2 separate regions of the Homo sapiens genome follow, and region 1 is linked to region 2. Evidence: read pairs that join two places in POLR2A ChIA-PET (ENCODE). Cell type or tissue: HepG2. All regions are shown on one strand. Each heading gives the region's core, and the rest is flanking DNA. Links, peaks and the distances in the headings are about the cores only.

The links. ChIA-PET counts read pairs that join two places held together with the same protein. Peaks named below come from ENCODE experiments on the same cell type or tissue, not always from the same donor. Only the 100,000 strongest peaks of a DNase experiment are listed, where the experiment ranks them.
Region 1: POLR2A ChIA-PET joins it to region 2 with 7 read pairs; 5 of 35 experiments call an interaction of 5 or more read pairs at or near these places.

The regions. Positions count from the first base shown.
Region 1 is chr6:7,157,596-7,162,970 of GRCh38, reverse strand. The region is part of intron 1 of RREB1 (ras responsive element binding protein 1); the gene reads right to left. Among named protein-coding and RNA genes, the nearest start is that of RREB1, 52 kb to the right of the region's middle. RefSeq lists enhancers at 1,601-1,895, 1,514-2,475. In HepG2, for the core only: no CTCF peak of the experiment used is centred there; DNase peaks (open chromatin) are centred at 1,790, 2,350 and 3,043; H3K4me3 peaks cover 494 bases.
Region 2 is chr6:7,040,834-7,046,208 of GRCh38, reverse strand. No RefSeq gene overlaps it. Among named protein-coding and RNA genes, the nearest start is that of RREB1, 64 kb to the left of the region's middle. RefSeq lists an enhancer at 2,855-3,743. In HepG2, for the core only: no CTCF peak of the experiment used is centred there; DNase peaks (open chromatin) are centred at 3,048 and 3,678; H3K4me3 peaks cover 814 bases.

The DNA of each region.
Region 1 (5,375 bases), core at 51-5,050, 120 kb before region 2:
AGCTGAGGTGGGAGGATCGCCTGAGCCCAGGGAGGTTGAGGCTACAGTGAGCACTGACCGTGACACTGCACTCTAGCCTAGGCAACAGAGTGAGACCCTCTCTCAAAAAATGAAAAAATAAAAAAATAAAAATAAAATAAAATAAAATAAAGGGGAGCAGTCTACTCAGTTTCCTGCAGCTGGAGTTGTAGGCCCATCCTTGCTGCTTTCAGAGTGTATCCAATCCGTAGGCAGAGAAAAATGGGTATTCTCAGCATGTTGTTAAAATTAGTGGCTTAAAATATTCTATACTGTTTGTATACCCTACACATAGGGTAAGGTTTGGGATCTGTGCGAAAACCTGGGAGATTATGACGATCATCCTCAGACATCTAAGGCTACTAACATTCCAGGTGCCAGAACCACCAAGAGCTGTAAGACAGAGAGCCCTGGCTTCCTATGTCAGAGGAAACACAGAGAGGGAAATTTCAACTCCAGGGAACCTGGAGTATGAGCCAAACACTTCCAGAGCTGCAGTGGCTCACCAGAGGTAAGCACCACTGAGTGCAAGGCGAGGGCAGCACAGCAAAAGCAAACCTGAGCTTGAAGAAGAGATTCGCCTCCCAGCCACACGCAGAAAGCTGTTAACACAGTGTGCAGAAAAAGCAGATGATTTGCTGAGTTTCTCACAATGCTGAATTCATTCTTTTTTTTTTTTAGGGTAAACTGCCATCTTTTAAAATGAGATAAAGACAGTAGATGGTAGAGATCATTTTTTAATGCCCTTACTTAGCAAAATAAAAAAACGGCAACCTTGTGTCTAACTGCAAAAGTTTTGTGTGTCTTGTCCATGAAAACAAAACCCCTGGGAGCTATCAGAGTGCACCAGTGTGTTTTGAGAAAGGAGGGAGAGTGCAGTGGGGGAAATGGCAAAGATGCGGCTGGCAGAATGATGCTGGGCTCAAGGTTCCATCTAAGAGCCATGAACTTTATCCTGTTGCTCTGGAAACCCACTGAAGGGCCCCTCCTCACAATTTTTAAAGCCCACGATGAAATAATCGTATCCACAGCTTAAAAAGCTCTTGGTAGCAGATTTAAAAATGGACAATCAGAGGTATATAACCCAGTTAGGAGGCACTGCCATACTCTTAAGGGACAGGGGCACTACAGCTGGTGGGTGGAAGCAATGCTGTAGAGAAGGAACCAAAAGGAGGCCAGGCAGGCGTCGAGAATGAAGGGCAGGAGTTAGGAAGAGAGCTCCCAGGACAGGAGAGAGTAAAGAGCATGGATGGTTATCAAGTAGGATTTAGAGGAGTTTTGTTTTAAAGCAAACCTACAAATAAATATCTATAACCAAAATGCAGCAGATGGGGAAAAACAGCTGGTTTTGAGAAAGATAGGAAAGGAGGGCATGGGGGATCCCAGGCACAGGAAGATGAAACACAGTGAAACATAACACAAACACAGGCAACCATACTAATATACATGTTAATTGTCAAACTGAACTCTATGAACAGTTGTACCTCTTTCTCTTCTGTGTCAAGTCTAACCATCCTAAGAACATCTGCAGTCTTTAATTTGTTTGCCTCCTGGGGTTTTTAAACCCTAAAGCAGGAATAAAGGTGATCTGGGATGGTTTTACCTGCAGGCTTGGGAGGGGAGTTAGTGGATCTCAAAGTAACTTACTTTGCCTAGTGTTGACTAGAGTTTCAGTTCATAGAGGGAAATAATCCATGAAACCAACAATAGAGGGACGTGTCATAAGCAGGCTGACCTCTCCCAGGTGAGTCATCCCCACCCTGCCCCATCTACCCTAAACCTGCTTGAACCTGGTCCCACCTCAAACATAAAGGTCAATGTGGGCTGGACACTGTGCCTCACACCTGTAATCCCAGCACTTTGCAAGGCCGAGGCGAGAGGATCGGTTTGGCCCTAGAGTTCGAGATCAGCCTGGGCAACATGGCGAAACTCTATCTAGACAAAAAACACAAAAAGTTACCCAGATGTGGGCCGGGTGCAGTGGCTCACGCCTGTAATCCCAGCACTTTGGAAGGCTGAGGCGGGTGGATCACGAGGTCAGGAGATGGAGACCATCCTGGCCAACAAAGTGAAACTCCATCTCTACTAAAATACAAAAATTAGCTGGGCATGGTGGCGCGTGCCTGTAATCCCAGCTACTCAGGAGGCTGAGGCAGGAGAATTGCTTGAACCAGGGAGTCGGAGGTTGCAGTGAGCTGAGATTGCACCACAGTACTTCAGCCTGGTGACAGAATGAGACTCCGTCTCAAAAAGAAAAAAAAAAGAAAAAAAAAAAGTTATCCAGGTGTGGTGTTGTGCGCCTGTAATCCCAGCTACTCAGGAAGCTGAACCGGGAGGATTGTTTGAGCTCAGGAGGTCAAGGCTGCAGTGAGCGGTGATCACACCACTGCATTCCAGCCTGGGTGACAAACTGAGACCCTGTCTCAAAAAAAAGTCAATGTGTGAAAACATGGGAAAATGTTTATAAAGTTAGGTCAAGTTTAAAAAGCTAGCTGGCACATTTAAGATTCTATGCTATACTTATGGATAAAGTCTAGAAAAGGCAATCTGAAACAACGTATGTATCATGAGAATACAGTGCTTTTTTAAGTATAATTTGATGTCACTATTTTTTTTTAAAAAAACTTAACATAATTTTTGAAAATATACCAGAAAGACCCAACTATTCGTGACGCCAGGAGTTTGAGACCAGCTTGGGCAATATAGCAAGACCCCTGTGTCTAAAAATTTTTTTTAATTTGCTGGGCTTGGTAGTGAGCTATAATTGTACCACTGAACTCAAGTAGCCTGGGTGGCAGAGGGAAAACCTGTCTCATTTAAAAAAAAAAAATGCAAAAAAGAAAGTGATCAAATTTCAGTCCTTAATTGCACCCTGCCCTCCCTCCCCCAATTTATGTATCTTTAGTCTGTAGCTCAGTGCCTGGCACACAGTAGGCATTGTTTCTCTCAATCTATAACAGGTACTGCAAGCCAACTATGGGCCAGCTGAGCTGAACAGATGACATGCTTAGGTTGATAAGCCTTGTTCTGTAGACAAGTGCAAGAGTCATACCCTTGAAACCACATGTAAAATGCAGACAGTATTCAGCTTTAGGAAAATAGTCCATAAATTTGATCAGCCTTTCAAAAGAATCTATGATTTCCAGGAAAGGACAGAACTACGGCAGTGGTCTGACCCTCAGCAGATTTAATCCTACTTTTGGAGAGTTAAGGAGACTGGCAGGCTTTTTCCTTACTTACTACTGCCATCAGTTTCAGGCAGGCCACCAACAATAAGTAAAAACACTGGCAACACCAAATCCTCTAACCTTCCCTTTTCTTGTAAAGATGAGATGAGATAAACCATCTCATCAGCGTTTTGATATTTCACTCAAAACATTATTGACACAAGGCAATAACCCAGTGAACATTCGTTAAATCAATTCCTAAAGCAATCCGCCCAGTGCCTGTAATAAACAGTTATAATTTTAAAACAGAACTCATCCTCTGGAAAGGAACGAGAGGGGAGACATCCTTGTGAGCCCCATCTATGCGGCTGTCCCGTTATTCCAGGAATGATGTTGGGATTCGAGTTAGTTTCTGAATGATGACTATCAGGTTAAAACTTTCTCAGTGTGACTGTGAACACATCTAGGCCATCAAAGATGCTGGGGAGGTTTTCTGTAAAGAAGTCCTCCTGTGGGTGTAAACATGGCCCACAACCTATCAATTCCTAGGAACCTCAAAGGGGTCACAGAATAGAGGGTGGTCTTACGGAGAATGTTTGTTTTGCAATAAGTAAGAGGTACAGGGGCCTTAGTGATCCTTTTAAATTTAAGTCAACAATCATTAAATCTGAGTCCCCCTATGCACTGAACATTTCTGCTTACTTAAATTGCAGTGCATAAATCGGCTATAAAAGGAGGGATTATATCAACTATAAAATTCAAAAGTCACAACCAGGGGAGTGGGAAAAGTGACTGTGATTTAAAGGTGTTTGGAGGGTAGGGGTGAGCTGGCTCAGTCCTTCTTTTATCCTGTGTCCTTTGAAGATGAAAACTAATCAGTTTTTTCCTGGCCTTTAAGCTATCAAGGTTTAAAAAAAAAAGAGTCTGAAAAAAATAAACAAATGGGACCCACAATCTACCTTCAAATGATTTGGGGGTGAAATACTCTACTTTAGGCCCTCAAATATTTCTTGATGATAAAAATGTATGTCAGCTACTTCAATTAGTAACTCCTGATCCACTACTAGGTTGGGGTGGGGAACTCCATAAGCTTACCACTTGGTAAGAGGTAAAAGAAAGCTTGGGAAGGTAAGAGAATTAAGTGCTGTCTATACAATTCTAATTTTAGGTCTAGAAAAAGCAGAGATTAGTGGACTGGGGTAGTGTAAGAGGAAGGGTATGGAGGTGGAGGCTGGAGGGAGCTGATACCCAGGAAGTACCACAAGAAGCCCAGGAGCCAGGTCCTGCTGAAGGGCAGGGGCCTCATTACAGAGGGTGTGTGTGGAGTGGGCAAATTACAGGAGGTGGGAGAGTTGGGGTTGGGTCTGGGGCAGTAGGGGGTGTAGGCTGAGAAAAGTGATGTAAGAGTTTTAAGAAAACCTGTTTGAACATGGTATGGGATTGCAGGGGAGGGAGACCTGCCTACAAACGGGAACAAAGGGAATAGGGAGGGAAAGTTAAACCTGAACAACTTTCAAAGGGGAGGCAGGTGGGGTAGACAATGGAAAGGGCAGAAAGGAAGAGAGTCGCTCTGGCCACAGGCAAGTGTCCTGGGGCACTAAATGGTGCTTGGGAAGAAGTTTTAGATTGTTAGGGGGGTTAGGCTACATTCTTTTGCAGAGATTCTTGAATGTGAAGAAATGGAAAGGGATCCAGAAGGTCTTGGTCCTGTGGGATTCATACCCTGAAGAATGCACGTGGGATGAATCCCTCCACAGAGAAGTCAGGCATGAGCCGGCTGATGATATTCAGGGCTAAGCAGGGTCACTGATGAGAACATGAAAACACCCCTGGTAGGGCACAGGCACAGCAACAGGGGCTGGCAAGGATGAGGTCCCCAGGAGGCAGGAATCCAGACAAATGTGAAGGCATTAGCAGCGAGTGGTAGAGCCCTCTTCTGGAGTCAGGAGGGATGAAAGAGCAAAGAGGAACAGTGGAGAGGGAGCACAAGAGAACTCGTAAGTTGGATTTTTTTTTTTTCCCAAAGAGACAGACAGAGTCTTGCTCTGTCACCCAGGTTGGAGTATGGCTCACTGCAGCCCTGACTTTCCAGGATCAAGCAACCCTCCGACCTCAGCTTCTCAAATGCTGGGACCACAGGTGCGCACCACCACACCATGCTAACTTTATTTTTTTTTTGGAGAGACGGAG
Region 2 (5,375 bases), core at 208-5,207:
TCTACGTCTCTGCTGGAATTTTTTATGGTCATGAAAACAAAATTGAGTGGTACTTGTCAGAAACACAAATGGTGTTCATAGTGACACAGAAGGTTTTATTACTAAGTATATTTTTACTCTGAATATCTCTACTTGCCCTGTATAATTTTCCCTTCAGCAGGGTATCTTTTTTTTTTTTTTTTTTTTTTTAAGGGTCTTTAGTCTTGGATTATTACAGCAAGCAAACAAGCAGATGGCATCATTGCTGAGCAGGGTTCCAGTGCGAAGGATGATACACTGAGCTCCCAAATCATAATTGAAGGTGGGATTAGTTGGAAGAATCTTGTTTATTAACAAAATCCTCTTCATTTATTTTATTCCCCAATAATAATTTGCCACTTACTAAGCCCTTATTCTGCACCTGGCATTTTATGCTAATCTTCACAACAACCCTAAGAGGCAAAGCTTCTTCTTCCATATTTTACAGATGAGGAATCTACGCTTAACAAGGCTAAGTAATTTAAGGTCATGCAGCCAGTGAGTGACAGAATTAGAATTAGAACCCAAGTCTGTGACTCCAAAGCCCTAACTAGCACAGATGGGGCTTCCTCACCAACTCTTAGATGTCATGCTTTGAACCCCTGGTTATCTTTGCAAAGGCAAGAATTGCTGTAAACTGAGCCCAAATAAGGACAGCTGTCTCCTTAGCATCATTAGTCACTTCTTCCTTCATCACTTCCCAGTGGATAGGAGGTTAGTAAGTGGCTTAACCGCTACCGAGATCATCCGCACACTCCATGCACAGATGGCACAGGGCTAGATGTGACTTAACCTAATTATTCTGCCCTTTCTGGCTCTTACTTCTAGAAATAGTCATCAAAAAAAGGGAGACTTTGAAAGACTTATTTAGGTCTCTCTACCTGAAAGAAGAGAAAATTATTTTGGAGGCAAATGAATTTCTAACTTTCCTGAAAGAAAGGGAGATTTTTTTTTTTTTTATGACTTGTCTGAGGAGAAGTCAATGAAGAGGCTGTTGCACACAATAGCTATTGAGTCACAAATAACACATGCACCCTGGAAGATTCCACTATTTGGCACGTATGGTGGCTAAAAAAGTGGAGAATCTTCTTGGTTTCTCTTCCCACCCAGCCTTTCTTAGGTACTTTGACGAGAAGGCACCTCTCACTTTCTATGAGCTTTGTAGGACCCTGAGCCATATTACCATCAGCTAAAGTCTTTATTTATTTTTAATTCTTGAGACAGAGTCTCGCTCTGTCACCCAGGTTGGAGTGCAGTAGCACAGTCTCGGCTCACTGCAACCTCTGCCTCCCGGTACAAGTGATTCTCTGGACTCAGCCTCCCGAGTAGCTGGGATTACAGGTGCCTGCCACCATGCCTGGCTAATTTTTGTATTTTTAGTAGAGACGGGGTTTCACCATGTTGGCCAGGGTGATCTCGAACTCCTGAGCTCAGGTGATCTGCCCACCTCGGCCTCCCAAAGTGCTGGGATTACAGGCATGAGCCACTGCGCCCGGCCAATAATGAAGTCTTTAACTGGCCATTTTCCTCAGTGTATTTTTTCCTCATCATGTCCACTTCAAGATGGATGAAGAAGCAGCCTCTCTAACCACCCCAACTTTAAATCCAGTAGGATTGTCTGCCAGAAATAAACCCCTCTCTTCAGGAAGACAAAGGCCAGGTGTTTCAGGCTGACAGCTTCTGAGATCTCCCCTACACTACATAAATCGTCACCACTCGCTGGGTAGACAAATAAGAGGAAGCCACTTAAAAAGTTTATCAAAAAGTAGAAAAAGTTATTCAAAAAGTAGAGATGGGGTCTTGTTATGTTGCCCAGGCTGGTCTTGAACTCCTGGCCTCAAGTGATCCTCCTGCTTTGGCCTCCCAAAGTGCTGGGATTACAGGTGTGAGCCACCGTGCCTGCCTGGAAGCCACTTATATTTGAGAGTTGGGAGGAAGGGACGGCTTTCTGGACCCAAGGAAACAGCAAGGCAGCAGGGCAGGGAGCAGGTGCTACTGGCAGGTGGCCGGCACTGCTGCTGGCCTGGAGGGTGAGGGACAGCAGGAAGACGGCAGACTAAGAGGCTGCACGCTTTGTGGAAATAGCTGAAAATAGAACGTGAGGTTAGGCCCTGAGAATTCGACTCCTGCTAATGGCAAAGAGAGAAGCCGAGGTCTTCCGTACGTAAGACCAAGGCAACAAATAGGGCCATTGCACACCCTGGGTCTGGCCTGCCTGCCTAGGATGCCAGCTCTCAGCCCTCACTCGTGGAAAGAGCTCAACTTTTAATTTTTTTATTTTATTAGTATTATTATTTTGAAACGGAGTCTCACTCTGTTGCCAGGCTGGAGTGCGGTGGCGGGATCTCGTTGCAACCTCTGCCTCCCGGGTTCAAGCGATTCTCCTGCCTCAGCCTCCAGAGTAGCTGGGACTACAGGCGCCTGCCACCACGCCCAGTTAATTTTTATATTTTTAGTAGAGACAGGGTTTGGCCATGTTGGCCAGGCTCGTCTCGAACTCCTGACCTCAGGAGATCCACCCGCCTCAGCCTCCCAAAGTGCTGGGATTACAGCATGGTGAGCCACTGTGCCCGGCAACTTTTTAATAATTTGTCTTCTTGCTGAATAACAAAGCTATCTAAGTAAAAAGATGTGTGTGTGTCTCTGTGTGTGTGTGTGTGTGTTTCACCTACTTGGTTGATTGGGGTCACAGTTGCAGTTTACACTGAGCCTCTAAATTTTATTTGGAAGACAAAGCAATATTTCTTTTGCTTCTTTTTTCTTTTTCTTTCTCTGTCCTGCTTTTAGGCAAGAAAGCAATATTTCATATCACAAGTTCAGCTGCTGCTGCTGACAGACAGTTTGCTCTGACTGTTCTTCACCAGACGAGGCAGGTTAAACTCTTGTCAGCCATATGTTGATTTGTTAACACTACCCATGTCCCAGGTAGCAGGCTCAGATGGGTCTCAAAATAGACCAGGCACACATGGCTGATAAGATCCCAGTGGGCAGAAGATAATGTTACACCATCTATGACATAACCTCTAGAATAATCACTGCTGCCCTTTGCTCCAGAGTCCAGCTCCAGTGCATGCAAACGTGGAAAGTCCTCAAACAGTGGGGGGTTTAGTGTGTGTGTGCTTTCCTTGAAATTGGTTAAACTTCCACTCAGCTTTGGAAGCTTCTAATAAGCGGTTCACAGCCTTTTCTTCTCTTTCTTCTCCTTTTTTGCTTCAGTGGGATGGATGGCCAAACAAACTTTCTGGTGGCTGTTAAGAAGAACAAAATTCTTTGCAGAAGCACGTGCCAGTGTTTTACAATGCACAGCACACATCGAGGCCTGCGGCACACACTGGAACACAATCGGATTCTGGAGCTCTAGGGACAAAGAGCACTGCTAATTTGTGCAGCCGCTGCCTTAGAATGGTGAGCAGGGAGGACACTCTAAGGAGAGGGAGTCAGGGCATCAGCGCAAATTGGTTTTCCAGGCGAAGGAAGGGGAAAGCCTCATCTTGGAAGAAATTTCAGTTTCTGTGGACCTGTGGACCTGATGTCGGGTTACCTCGCCCCTCCCCAGCAGGAGCCGAATGCCCGTGCCTTCTCTCCTGGAAAGCTGCCTTTCTAAGCTAGAGAACTGCTGCCACAAACCGATTCTGAGAGGAAGGGAATGTACTCTTCATATTTGTAGAGAAAACCAGGAAGTGAGGAGTCGCAGCCCCGGCTTCCTGGTCGGGCTGCTGACTCACACTGTCATCCTTTAAGCGATTTCCTTCATTTCTTTGCACCTCAGTTTCTCAGTTAAATGAAGGATGAAAATGCAATTCCCCTAGAGACATTGGCAATACCTCATTCATGTTTGCATTTCTTTGCGATAACTGGGATTAGAGATCTGATTACTGCAAAGCAGCATTACATGGAAGATTCCATCTTTATTGTCAACTTGAGGCCTATCTTTGAATGAATATCGTTCAAGGTCTTTTGGTCACCTTTCCCACTATTCATTCCATGCTGCCCCCTCCCCACTCCATCTATTCTTTTCCATGGTGACTTCAAGTGATGTCGTTTGCATGAAGTTTTGTCTCCGAGGAGAGGAGGCTTTAATTTCTCTTGGTTCATTCCAGAACATGGTAGTCCATGGATCACCACAGGCTTGACTGGTTGTGGGAGACAGGATTCAGAGGCCAGGAATGGGATCTCAGTCACAACCTCCATGCTCTTTTAAGGAATTTAGGCTGTCCCTTTGTACTTGATTTTCTTTTTCCTCTTCAAAGTGTCGACCTCTTTGTTTGGCTAGGGTGAATACATCACTTCCTCTTTGGGGTCTGCGTTTTGTCTCCTGCTGGGTTTGAAATGTCATGTAATTTGTTGGGTTTTCACTGGATTATGTTTGGAGTTTGTTTGTCTTTTTTGGTGTTCCCAAATCATCACTGGTCACCAGAACCCTCTCTCTTCTACCTCCTGATTAATGATGAGATAGAAGTGCACGCTCCTCAGCATTTGCCAAGAGAGACACATTCATCTTCAACTGCTCTCTCTGGTCTGTTGCCTATGAAGGGAGTTACCCTGCAAGGGGAAAAACAAAAACAAAAAAAACCCCACAGAGCTGTTATCTTTTCTTCCTGCTGAGCAGTCTGGCTGCTCTGTTGCTTTGCTCACTATCTGGCCAAACTTCATTTGAGAGTGATCTCCATGCTCCTCATCCAGAATATGGTGCAAGCCTCAGGTCCTTCTCTCTTCAGACTCCCCAACCTTTCCTTGGCTCCTCATAGAGGACATTTTCTGCTCCTAGAAGCAACATTTCTCTGCTATAATAAGTACCTTTTGGGGGATACACTTGGAATTTATTATTAACTCATCCCACAGCATTATTGATGTACTGCTACGTACCAGGCACTATACTATACTAGACATCAGGTGTGTGATGAGAATAATGAGGCCAGGTGCGGTGGCTCTCACCTGTAATCTCAGCAATTTGGGAGGCCGAGATGGGAGGACGGCTTGAGGCCAGGAGTTCGAGACCACCTTGGTCAACATAGCAAGACCCTGTCTTTACAAAAAATAAAAAATAAAAAAATCAGCCAGACATGGCAGTGTGTGCCTGTAGTCCCAGTTACTCAGGAGGCTTAGGTGGGAGGATCCCTTGAGCCCAGGAGGTGGAGGCTGCAATGAGCTGAGTTTGCACCACTGCACTCCAGCCTGGGTGACAGAGAGAGACCCTGTCTCTAAAATAAAATAAAATAAAATAGGCTGGGTGTGGTGGCTCACGCTTGTAATCCTAGCACTTTGGGAGGCCGGGGCCAGTGGATCTCGAGGTCAAGAGATTGAGACCATCCTGGCCAACATGGCGAAACCCCGTCTCTACTAAAAATACAAAAATT